3 separate regions of the Homo sapiens genome follow, and regions 1 and 2 are each linked to region 3. Evidence: chromatin contacts called from ENCODE Hi-C data. All regions are on one chromosome and are shown on one strand. Each heading gives the region's core, a stretch centred on a gene start or an enhancer-like site at or near the end of the contact. The rest is flanking DNA. Distances are from core to core; before and after follow the strand shown. Region 1 has its middle 10 kb from the start of FXYD2. Region 2 overlaps SIK3 (SIK family kinase 3). Region 3 holds the start of LINC02703 (long intergenic non-protein coding RNA 2703).

The links. Hi-C counts contacts between places; a loop is a spot of excess contacts on that map. Pooled maps may share reads with other maps.
Region 1: a map of GM12878 shows a loop between it and region 3 (11-fold over the local background). The contact joins the enhancer-like site here to the promoter of LINC02703 in region 3. A Hi-C loop is called at or near these places in 1 of 168 maps with a recorded cell type or tissue (GM12878), 5 of 37 single-sample maps with no recorded cell type and 6 of 50 pooled maps.
Region 2: a loop to region 3 is called in a map with no recorded cell type, with 5 times the contacts of the local background. The contact joins the enhancer-like site here to the promoter of LINC02703 in region 3. A Hi-C loop is called at or near these places in 4 of 37 single-sample maps with no recorded cell type and 5 of 50 pooled maps.

What each region holds. Positions count from the first base shown.
Region 1 is chr11:117,812,517-117,816,508 of GRCh38, forward strand. It overlaps a transcript of DSCAML1 not described here. Among named protein-coding and RNA genes, the nearest start is that of FXYD2, 10 kb to the right of the region's middle. RefSeq lists enhancers at 1,294-1,871, 2,661-2,740. Within about 2 kb of position 2,480, at least 12 of the 41 ENCODE cell types and tissues checked have a DNase peak (open chromatin) inside an H3K27ac peak, as active enhancers do.
Region 2 is chr11:116,928,734-116,932,718 of GRCh38, forward strand. All of the region lies in intron 3 of SIK3 (SIK family kinase 3), which reads right to left. Among named protein-coding and RNA genes, the nearest start is that of APOA1, 93 kb to the left of the region's middle. Within about 2 kb of position 2,023, at least 20 of the 41 ENCODE cell types and tissues checked have a DNase peak (open chromatin) inside an H3K27ac peak, as active enhancers do.
Region 3 is chr11:115,916,937-115,921,106 of GRCh38, forward strand. LINC02703 (long intergenic non-protein coding RNA 2703) reads left to right here and starts at 2,700. Exons shown (of 7, transcript NR_187258.1): 1 at 2,700-3,375. RefSeq lists an enhancer at 2,396-2,545.

The DNA.
Region 1 (3,992 bases), core at 1,230-3,729, 1.9 Mb after region 3:
CAAACGTGCTTTCTTTACTATTCCTTTGCACCCGTCATCCCAGCCTCTCTTCGCTTCACTTGGACTGACCCTGACACCCATCAGGCTCAGCAAATTACCTGGGCTGTACTGCCACAAGGCTTCACAGACAGCCCCCATTACTTCAGTCAAGCCCAAATTTCATCCTCATCTGTTACCTATCTCGGCATAATTCTCGTAAAAACACACGTGCTCTTCCTGCTGATCGTGTCCGACTAATCTCCCAAACCTCAATCCTTTACAAAACAACAACTCCTTTCCTTCCTAGGCATGGTTAGTGCAGTCAAAATTCTTACACAAGAGCCAGGACCGCACACTGTAGCCTTTCTGTGCAAACAACTTGACCTTACTGTTTTAGCCTAGCCCTCATGTCTGCGTGCAGCGGCTGCCACTGCTTTAATACTTTTAGAGGCCTTTCCTACAAGGTCTGAGAAGGCCACCACAGTCATTTCTTCCCTTCTGTCAGACATAATTCCTCAGTTTAGCCTTCCCACCTCTATACAGTCTGATAACAGACCAGCCTTTATTAGTCAAATCAGCCAAGCATTTTTTCAGGCTCTTAGTATTCAGTGACAGACTAATGGTCTATTAAAAACACACCTCACCAAGCTCAGCCACCAACTTAAAAAGGACTGGACAATACTTTTACCACTTTCCCTTCTCAGAAGTCAGACATGTCCTCAGAATGCTACAAGGTACAGCCCATTTAACCTCCTGTATAGATGCTCCTTTTTATTAGGCCCCAGTCTCATTCCAGACACCAGACCAACTTCGACTGTGCCCCAAAAAACTTGTCATCCCTACTATCTTCTGTCTAGTCATACTCCTATTCACCGTTCTCAACTACTCATACATGCCCTGCTCTTGTTTACACTGCCGGTTTATACTGTTTCTCCAAGCCATCACAGCTGATATCTCCTCGTGCTATCTCCAAATTGCCACTCTTAACTCTTGAAGTAAATAAATAATCTTTGCTGGCAGGACTATGCTGAATCTCCATAGGCACTCTCTAATTAAATGTCCTAGGTCCTCCCAATTCTTAGACCTTTTATACCTGTTTTTCTCCTTCTCTTATTCCATTTAGTTTTTCAATTCATACAAAACCGTATCCAGGCCATCACCAATCATTCTACATGACAAATGTTTCTTCTAACAACCCCACAATATCACCCCTTACCACAAGACCTCCCTTCAGCTTAATCTCTCCCACTCTAGGTTCCCACGCCACCCCTAATCCCGCTTGAAGCAGCCCGGAGAAACATCGTCCATTCTGTCTCCATACCACTCCCCCAAAATTTTCACCGCCCCAACACTTCAACACTATTTTGTTTTATTTTTCTTATTAATATATGAAGGCAGGAATGTCAGGCCTCTGAGCCCAAGCCAAGCCATCGCATCCCCTGTGACTTGCACCTATACGCCCAGATGGCTTGAAGTAACTGAAGAATCACAAAAGAAGTGAAAAGGCCCTGCCCCGCCTTAACTGATGACATTCCACCATTGTGATTTGTTTCTGCCCCACCTTAACTGAGTGATTAACCCTGTGAATTTCCTTCTCCTGGCTCAGAAGCTCCCCCACTGAGCACCTTGTGACCCCCCTTCCCTGCCCACCAGAGAACAACCCCCTTTGACTGTAATTTTCCATTATCTTCCCAAATCCTATAAAACGGCCCCACCCCTATCTCCCTTCGCTGACTCTCTTTTTGGACTCAGCCCGCCTGCACCCAGGTGAAATAAACAGCCATGTTGCTCACACAAAGCCTGTTTGGTGGTTCTCTTCACACGGATGCGCATGAAACTTAGTTCATAATTGGCTAAGCCAGGGCTCAAATCCAGGTCTGCTGATTCCAAAGCCTGTGACCTTAGCTGTGAGGCCAAGGAAGAAGGGATCACGCACACCTCTGACCACCCCAGCTGCCTACCCTGACCCCACAACTTCCTTGCTCCTGGAGGCATGGAGCAGGGACAGGGGTGGTCCACCTGGTTGGTAATCAATCACTCATTCATTCCTCTACTCAACCAGTCACGTGTGCACTCAGTAAACATGTATGGAGGGTGCACTAAGTGCCCAAAGGGGGGTGAGGCACTGGGATCGGTGGGTGAACTTTCAGATGCAATCCCTCCCTCATGTAGCTTATAAGCAGTGGGGCCTCAGATGTGAAGGCAAAGCTCAGAATTCAGGGGATTCAGGGTCCCCTGGCAGGTGCCCAGGGTGCTAGAGAGAGCAGGTCAGGAACACTCTTGAACAGCGGAGGCCCAGCCTGGCTCGTCCCCCTCCTGCCCCCTGGGGCGGGTGTCTGCGGCCTCCAGGCTACTCCTGGATGATTTTATTAGCTGTGTTGGGAGCATATGGTCCTCGGACATGAGACCTGAAGTAGTATTTACTGGAGAGCCGAGGACACCGGGTTCCCGTGTGGGCTGGGTTTGGCACGCACTCGGTTACTGATTGATAGGCCATTCAGGAAACAAAGACCACAAGAGAATTCAGCATGCTCCTGGCTCGGGGCCAAGCCAGCCTCATCTCCTTTGCTTTGTCAAGTGTGTCTTTTTGTCTGCCTTCATCACTTGCTGGGCGCCTCTGTGTTCACTGCCGGGAGGAAGCCAAGTGTGTATTTGCAGGGGCTGTGGGGGTGTATCCAGCTTTTCTCTAAGAACAGCTATCCAAGGGGCGGGAGGGAACAAGGGGGTCAGCCACAGCTCTCCCCTTACCCCTTCCCCTGAAAAGTCACAGCTCCTTGACGTGTGAGCTGAAGCTTGGGACTTTTGTCTTGTGTCTGTTTTTTCCAAAGCCAAGTCCAGAGACAGACCAGGGCCTTCCCAAGGTCACACAGCAAGCCAAGGGCAGAGCTGGCAGTGAAACCAATTTTCCACCTTCCACGGTGTGGTCTGCACTGAGCTGCAGGCAGGGCTTCCGGGGCCACAAATTGCTTCCCCAGCTCAGAACATTGCCCTCTTCTCCCCTCCCTGCTGCCCTGCTCACCAGGGGGAATTCCTCTCAGTGACACCAAAGAAGCCCTTTGGGGAAGTGACAGTGAGCATTTCTTGAAAAGGGAACCAAGTTTAGACATCTAGAGACAGTAGCAGCCGCGGTGACTGGCGGCCTCCTGGGGCTGAGGAACTTCGGGGTGTCACTCAGGGTGACAGCAGGTAGCCCAGCAAGCCCATAGGAGCAGGACAGGCCAGGCTGGGCCTCCACTGTTCCAGGACTGTTCCTGACCTGGTGTCACCTGCACCCTGTGAAGGGAAGCTCAGAATTCAGGGAGACTCAGGGTCCCCTGGCAGGTGCTCTGCCCTGGTCTCCCGCCCTGCCAGGGGACCCTAAGTCTCCCTAAATTCTGAGCTTGCCTTCACATCTGAGGCCCCACTGCCTACAAACTGAAAATGAAATCTGCCAAAACGGGTTGGGGAGCTGCCACTCCTGAACATAGCTCGTCCCAGTCCCTTCTAGGCATGAGGTCCCTCCACACCTGGGGGAGACCCTCCCCCAATCTCCCAATGCCACCTTCTTTGCCCCTCCAGTGTCAGGTTGAAGCTCTGGGAATGAACGTTTGAAGTTCTAAACAGGATTTCTTCCCAAGTCCTCAGTCACTCAACGGCAAACTATGAAGTGTCCCCAGCCTGTGAGGCTCCTCCTGCAGCCAAAACTGGGAGGGGGCACTGAGTCTGGGCCCAGGCTTTCTTCCAAGGCTAGGACACTCGGGCCCTTCCGTGGCTCTCCCAGTGCAGCCCTGGGCTCAGCACTGCCCTCCCAATGTCCCGGAAGGAGGCCGCTGTGGCCCTGGCTCCGAGGCCCAGGCCCAATCCATCTTCCCAGCCAGTGACTCGCTCTGACAACAGGGCCGAGCTGCCGTGGCATTTGCCTCTGATCTCCGCTGGCCAGGCATTTGTCAGGCAGCCTGCTAGGAATGAAGAATGGGCGCTTGGTGAGGCACAGATTACCCGCCCCAGAGGCCCCTGATGAATTGCAGTTCAGA
Region 2 (3,985 bases), core at 773-3,272, 1.0 Mb after region 3:
AAGAAATATAACATTCTGGAATGCAAATACTGTAGTCACTTTAAGAACATATCTTATATGTAGATAATATAAATCATTAAGAAAGATCCTCAAAGGAATTATTGTAATTTTTGTTCGCCACACACAAGGCTTTTGAAGCATCTCCCTCAAAAATACAAGTCATTGTTATAGCCAAGATTATCGATTTAATAGAAGAAAAAGGAGAAAATAAGAAGTCTTCCACTTAGCAGTTAAAAGGACTAGAATCAAGCTTTCCCTGGGAGGTCAGAGGTGGGGATAAGTAAGCTCCCACTCGGGTGTGTTTAGGCTTCCGGTGAGGTCTGCTATGAACTTTAAACAACACGAAGTCCAAACTAGGGAGAGTAACTTAACAGAAGCTGTGAAAGAACTGGCCATCCATCAGAGGTAGAATGCTATGTTTTAAGAGGCCATTTTCTAACAGTACCTGCTCCTCTGACCCCCTATTTCTCTTAACCCAAGGCCTAATTATTCTAATAATATGTTTTAGTTGCTAAACCTTGTCTAATTAAAGAGCTTTGAAGAGACAGCTATTCTTGAGAAACATAAAAATAAACCCTTATGAAGGTTTACCATCAGAAGCTCATTTGGCCAAGCTACCCATTAATTAAAATGCCCAAGAGACATTTGTCTGGCAGTAAATACTAATTACCAGAACACATCAAAGTGCTTCTTAAATGCTGCAGAATGATTAATTTCACAATTTCCAAAATAAGTGATTTCTTTTATTAAGAAAGTCTTTATAAATTTCTAAGTACCTTGTTTTCCTAAAGTGATTGGAAAGTTCTCAAAACTGTTATACGGGCCAGAAGCTGCTGGAATGCAGCCTAGTTCTGTTTTATCTCTACAGTGACACATCAGTTGTCCCTGGACAAATCATTTATCCTGCCAATACCCCCACCTCTTGATCTTCTAAATACAAGTAAACTCTGTTGCATGCTATACCCAAAGAAAGAACAGAATATTTGGGAATAAACGTGTACTCTGATTAAGAGTATCATACGTTAAAACTTTCACTTTCAAAGATGTTGCAAAAGACATTTTTGAAAAGGTCCACTGAATACTATATAGGGAATACTTAAACATCTAGTCAATAGAGCACAAAGTCCTTCAGGATTCTGCAGAGCTTAAAGGTGATTTTCTACACATCGATTGTCACTGTTAATGGTTCTGGTTAAAAGGTAGCTGTAACAGCGCACTGGGTAGTACAGCTTAAACTATAATACTTTCCCCAAAGTTACCTTCAGTACCCCTATAGTTATAGATACAAAGAAGATAAACAAATCACTTTTTTTTTTCCCCTGGACTCTAAATACACTTACGGAACAAATCACTTTTTTTTTTTAAAGTGTTCACATTAGATATTTGCTCCTAGCCATTGTGTTTAGGGTTCAAGTTTTCTTCTCTTTGGGAGCACTGTGCTCTTCACATGCAAGCTCCTTCCAGTGGCTCAATCGCATTCAGACCTCAGCCTCTGCCCTGATTTTTGCCCATCTTATCCCCCCAACCCCTACTCCCATTGGTTTGCTTTCACTGTAAACCTACGAGGTCTAGTGGGTGTGCCAGGAAGCCAGCAGCCTGCAGTGGTTTTCACTCCCTGCTGAAAATCGCCTTTCAGCTGCCTGCTGACAAATAGCTGCTTTATATTCGTATATGCTCTAGAGGCAGGCAGCAAACATTCTTCAAGTTCAAATGTGATATTTAACTTTCAGTGAAGAAATCCAGAGCTGTAGACCAGCCTGGACTTAACACATAGTCACAGCATTTTTACAAATACTGCAGTACTTTCAGAAGGCAAATGAAACCAAATGGCTCCTGAATCCACTCAATACGCAAAGTAAAATGTACGTTGAACCTTGTCAGGATAAACTCCAATTGCAAGGAACTCCAGAGTTGTTCTGCTTCTTCCAGGCAATTCAGTGAACTACCTCTCCTAAATACTGAGACACAAATACTACCCATATCCTCATCCCAATCATCCACACTGCAGCCATGCCCCTAGCTAGAGTCCTGCCCCCTCCCCACCCCCACCAATCTAAACAAACCTCAAGTAGACACCTGCTGCATAAAGTCAAGTCCATCACACTAAGCTTTTTTCACCATCAATCAACTACTTATCTATTTAGTTGCCATTATAGGTCTGGGACAAATTTAAAGTTTTCTTTGACCACAATTTCACTCCAAACATGTACCCAGACAGGGATGAGGTGACTCTCGGTTAAAAGGAAAAAAAATGGTTCTCCTGTTTCAAGTGCTTTTCAAAAGTAAAAAGTAAAACAAAGTAAAAAAAAGTAAAAAGTACTTTTAAATTCTCTTTCTCACTTTCCCATGACCATGACTTGGCATTGGTCTTCTTTAATCTTTTTGGTCTGCCCTTCCTTGCAAAATGAAAAGAAGTAAGTGACACTAAGAGATTTACATACCCGACGAAGAGTAATATTGTTAGAAGTACAGGAAATCGATTTTGAATTTTCTAAAGTATTAGAGCACCAGCACGTAAGTTTGCTTCAGAATTCACTGTTTGTAATTTTGTCCCAATCTTACTCAGGAAGAAAATATCTTGTGGTACATTTAGGTTCTGACCTTTCAAAGAGCAAAAATACACAGAAGCCAGTCTTACCTTCCCTAGGCCAGCTTCAATGGAGTGTCAGAGGTATGCCACTAATGGGATAGTGGTGCGGAGCCAACATTTCTTAAAATAAGTCACTTTTCCACTCTAAACAGACAGTGTCTCCATTTGTCTGCTAAGTCTACAACTCATAGTTGATGCAAAACACTAGCTGAAAATGAACATACCCTGACAGCAGGACAAGCAATAGGCAGAAATACCACATTTCAGTGAAGAATGAACCCAGCCTAGAAAAGGGAAAAGGCAGTATGTGTGCTCATCTTCATCTTAGGTGACTACCTGAAAAAACTTCTGCCAATTCCAAACTAACCACAGCTAGTAGTTCTTTGCTTTGCCACTCAGTTCTATCATTTCTTCTTCCTACACCCATGGAAACGACTTCCTGTTTATCAAACAAACGCTTCTTTCCAAAAAAGCAGGGCGAGGCCAAGATAACTCAGCTCCCCCTAAGCAGGTTAATAAGAGTGCAGTCACTTTAATATCCTATTGTCCTCTAACTCCCAGGCGTGGCTGCCACTGACTAGAGGAAGAGGGTTTGTCATTTTGTCTTTCTTGCCAAGAATCCAACTACCTCTTACCGGGCTTCTTGACTTGTTGCTGCTTCTTGTTACTATCTCTTTTCTTTGCTCCTCCATTGACCAGGCCAAAAACTTTTATGGCATCTTTCATTCTTCTCTTTCTCTCACACCCTGCATCCTATCCATCAGCAAATTCTATTAACTCTACGTTCAAATCATATTCAGAATCCAACTATTTCTCACCCCTGCCTTCACTCCACTCTAGTGCCACCAGCCTCATTTAACAGCAACTACCTCACTCCTAGATTTCTGCAATAACCTCCTAGGATTACTCCTCAAAAGAGCAGCCAAGGTAGTAATCTTTTTTTAAAAACTTTTTATTTTGAGATAATTATAGATTCACAGGAAGTTGCAAAGACAGTGCAGAGAGGTCCCGTGTACCCTTCGCCCAGTTTCCGCCAATGGTTAAATCTTATATAATTATAGAACGATATCAAAACCCAGAATTTGACATGGGTACAATGCGTATGTATAGTTCTATGTCACTTTATCACATGTGTAGATTTGTGGAACAACAACTGCAATTACTACAATAGCAATTACAACTATTCGGACTCAGTCATTACTGAGTACTCTCACATATATGCCTGCATGTGTAAACGGATCTTGCCTTTCCCCTGTTCAATTTTTTGTATCAAAAAAAGATACAAAAATATTTCACCACCACAAAGATCTCCGTTGCACTACCCCTACACAGTCATGCTTGTTCCTCTATGCCCCACCATCCCTAACTCCTAGAAACCACTAATCTGTTTCCCAT
Region 3 (4,170 bases), core at 1,450-3,949:
GTGACTAATGGCCAGCAGTGAGTGGCTATGTGCAGTTCTGGACCAGAGGGTAATCTGTGGCAAAAGCTTCAAAGACAAAAAATACATGGCAGCATGTGGGGAAGATGCCCATCAATTTCTAGCCCCATAGTACTCTGGTTCTATTGATGAACTGATCTTTGCTGCACAAGAGTCTCACGGATGCTCTGACTCTCTCATTTCTCTCTCTCTCTCTCTCTCTCTCTCTCTGTCACTCTCTCTGTCTCTCCCATCCTCCCTTCCTTTCTGTTTTCGTTTTATCCTCAGATATTTACTGAATACATGCCATGTTCCAAACATTCAGAAAGGAGTTGTAATCGATAAAGAAGACACCTGTCTACAAGAAGCTTACAGTCTACTGGCCAGAGATGAGATGTGTCCACAGATAACCATGCTGCAAGTTAAGTAAAGAAGAATCTGTAAGAGTGCTATGCCACTGTGACCTGTTCTTTGAAAAAGCTTGAAATGAAATCACAAAGCAACTTTCTTGATTTCCCACTATTTACATTTACTTAAGGAGGAAAGTTCTACTAACCCCAAATATGTACATGGAAAGATCCATGACCTTTAGGAATATTTTGGGGGAAATAAAATGTTCAATGATACCTGAAATCATATCTAGATTGAACTCATATTTAGAATGCCTGATCCCATGTAATGGTCAAAGCTTCCAACTTCATACAAAGTTATAGCTGGTTTCTCTCTCCCCAGCCAGTGCCTGCAACAGGGCAGGGGTTGAATGGTCAGCTTGTATCGGCAGAGGTCCCATTGTTCCTGCATGCGGCCCAGTGGGCAGGGCCTAACTTTGTACCATCCCAGCTCTCTTGCTTGCAAAGCCCATATGAAAACCCTAGGAAACACTTAGGCATCTTTGCCTGAGCAGATACTGGGAGAGCAACTCACCCATGTGCCACCTCCTCTGCTTTCCTCCCTTCTGTCACCCAGATTTTACAGGTGAAGGTCACATGTCAGGCACTCATTCTCCCACACTACAGGGGACATACACTCTGCTGTCTGAGTGGTCCCATTGAAGACCCCCTAGCAGACTGGAGATAAGGTACAGTTACACCTGCCTCTCCCCTTAGGGAGGTGGAACTCACAGCTCACCTGTCTCTAAAGAAGCCCTCTTCACAAATACCTTCCTGTCAACCTCCCACACACTTATTTTTTTAATACCCTTGACAAGAGTGAGGGTTTTGAGCTGTGAAACCAGTTTCTGGATATTTCCTTTGAAATTTCCATCCCAGTCTGGCTCCTTGCTGGAGCAGCCAATATTCTGCCATTTCAGGTGCTGAGCCCTGGCCTGGGAGGTGCCAGCAGGGAGAGGCCAATTCCAGCAGAGGAGAGTCCAGGCATGTGGGGATATGGTGGTGTTCTCCATGGAGGGAGAAACAGGGCATTAATAAAACAGTGCCAGGAATAACCCTGTGATTGATGGGTAAAGGTCATGGACTCTGGGATACTGGCAGGCACTGATGGGAACCTGTTAGGGCTGGACCGGGACCATCTCTGGCTTCCTGCTTCCCTCAGGTACCAGGATGCTCTGCTATGGTCTCTGGCAAAACTGAGCACTGGGGCTGGGCACATAATTTTGCCTGGGACAACTGCTGTAGGGGCTTCAGAATGCCTGGTTTTCTAAATTTTATTGGTGTCAGGAGAGAGCTTTGATAAGCTTTAATGTGCTATTAATTATTTGGGCTGTTAAAAAAGGGAGTGCATGAGAGGCTTGGAGTTGAATGATCTCATTTCTGAGGTTCTGAGGAGGTACACACATACACCCCAGTGGAAGCCAACTCAGGATCCAGCTGCTCACGGAGTTCCTCCCTCTGCTCAGACACCAAGAGTGCTGCTGCCTGAGACTGAGCAGAGTAGGGAACTGGGGAGGATCTCCACTGCTTTAAACTTAAATGTAACTTGGGCAATTTGGACTTTCTTTGGGCTTTAATTCGCAAGGGCTAAATACTTTGATTTTGGACTTTAATCTCTTTGGGATTTTAATCTCTAAATTTTTCCCTAGGAATTTGATAATGGGAAGGGTTTATATCCAAATTTGGGACATCTTATTTTCCCATTTATTATTGAAGAAATCTTTATGCATTTTTTATTAGCTCTTTATGCATTTTATTATTGAAGTATCTTCACTCTGCTATTAAACCTCATTACAGAACCTCTGATGAGGTTAGTGGTCCATGTGGCTGGACATCAATTTGGATTGGAAATAGAACAGGCTCTGAACTTGCAGTCTTAGACACAACATAGCCTTGGACTGGATTTTATTAACACACTGTTCTGGCTCATCTCAGAGGCTTATGGAAGTGAAATCAACAGTGTCTTAGGATGGTCCCAGGAAGGCACAGGAAGGAACAGAAGTTGATGCTGGGGGAGCGACCTCCTGCTCAGATAGTTAGCTCATCCCCTCCTGGAGCCAGATGACCACATACCTGGTTGTCCAGGGGTTAAACATTAAGCCCAGCTGGTTAAGATAACAAAAATCTGGGGAATTTTTATCCCCTTCCTTCTCTAGTTTTCATATAGAGGGACTTCCCTGACCCCACACACTTGGCCCCTCTCTACTCCCTTTTTGACCCAGCTAGGAGTGATTTGTCACTTGAGTTTATGTATGACTCACTCTCTTCCCCTCCCTCTCCCTCTCTTTTGGTATATGCCTGCCCTGGGAGAACACACAAGCTCTGCTGTCAGCCATGTGGTAAGATTCGTGGGGCTGGCTCTGCCCCGACTGGGGAAGCCTGAAGTTTTGGGGGATCAGATCAGCTCAGGGGTAGAGTAGCAGGTCATTCTGGTCTGACACAAGCCACCCCCTCTAATTTAACATTATCAGGAATAAAGGTGCTATTTCGATCTTCATTTCTCTGGCTCTTGGTCTGTCAATGGAGTGGTTCTGTAGTCGGAGAGGGTGAAAGTGGAGTTACAAATTTGCCCCCCTCAAACCTGAGAAGCAACTCTTTGGACCAATAGCAAAGTGATTTCTCAGCTGTGAACTAACAGTTTGCTTTTGGAATGAATCATGTGCTTTCAATTTTCCACTTCAAAAACACACACTTCAGCAGAAGTCACTTTACAGCAAATGAAAGAAGAAATTTCCCCAGGGGAGAAAGGTGTTTGTTACTTAGAGGAGGGTAGAAGGGATGACTTAGGAGCATCTATTTTTCCCAACTGTGAAGTCACCAGGAGGTCTTTTTGATATTATTGCCCTTCTAGCCAATAAGGCAGTGGTTTGCAAAATGCTAGCAATTAAGCAGTGCTCTAATTGGCTGAATTGTATCTCTCTGTCCAGAGTTCTGGGAGAGAACATAGGCAGGGTTAGGCATGGGAGAATGTGTCTGACTCACAACGAAGGTAGGAAGGGCTGGGTGGGTTTTATTGTGGGATAACTTTCCCAGAGCCTCCTCTATTTAGCTCTCCACATGGAAGCAGGGCTGTCAAAATGGCAAGTTCTACAGAGTGCCCCATTGCAACTGCTCCTCATTAAACTCCCTTCAGAGTCAAGAATGTGTTCACTCTCCTCTTCCTCTTTATATACTCACCACCGCCATCGCCAGCACCTTCACCTTCATCATTGTCTCTCTCATTTATGGAGCACTGTGCTAAGCCATTTTTATGCATGATCTTCTCCTCACAACAACCCTGTGAGATAGATACCCTTATTTCCCCCCATTTCCAATGGGTAAACTGAGGCTGCAGGAAATTGAGCCAATAAATGGTAGAGCCAGAATTCCAGTTCAGACCAAATGTGACTCCAGTACACTATGCAATGTAGATGCCTATCCAATGTCTTCTTGGATGCTTCCAATGACGAGGTGCTCAGTAACTCCTGAGCTTCCCGTTGCACTGTTGGACAGATTGCAAGCTTTCCTCCCCAGGTCTCTGACATTCTGCCTGTCGTTACACAGAATGCATCCTGTCACACCATGGCAGCATGTTTGATTGAGGCAGGGCCCTAGTTAATGCTTTGCAGTCAAGCAGGGATACTGGGCTGGTGTAATGTAAAATGCTGACCTGGGGAAATGGCATTTCACTGAACTCACTGAGGCTTGAAATGGGTGTGCTGTGAACTGTACGGCCTTGCCCTCCTGAAGAGAGGGCCCCGAGGGATAGCTGGAAGGCCTGGCAGAGTGCCTCTCCTCCCTCTCA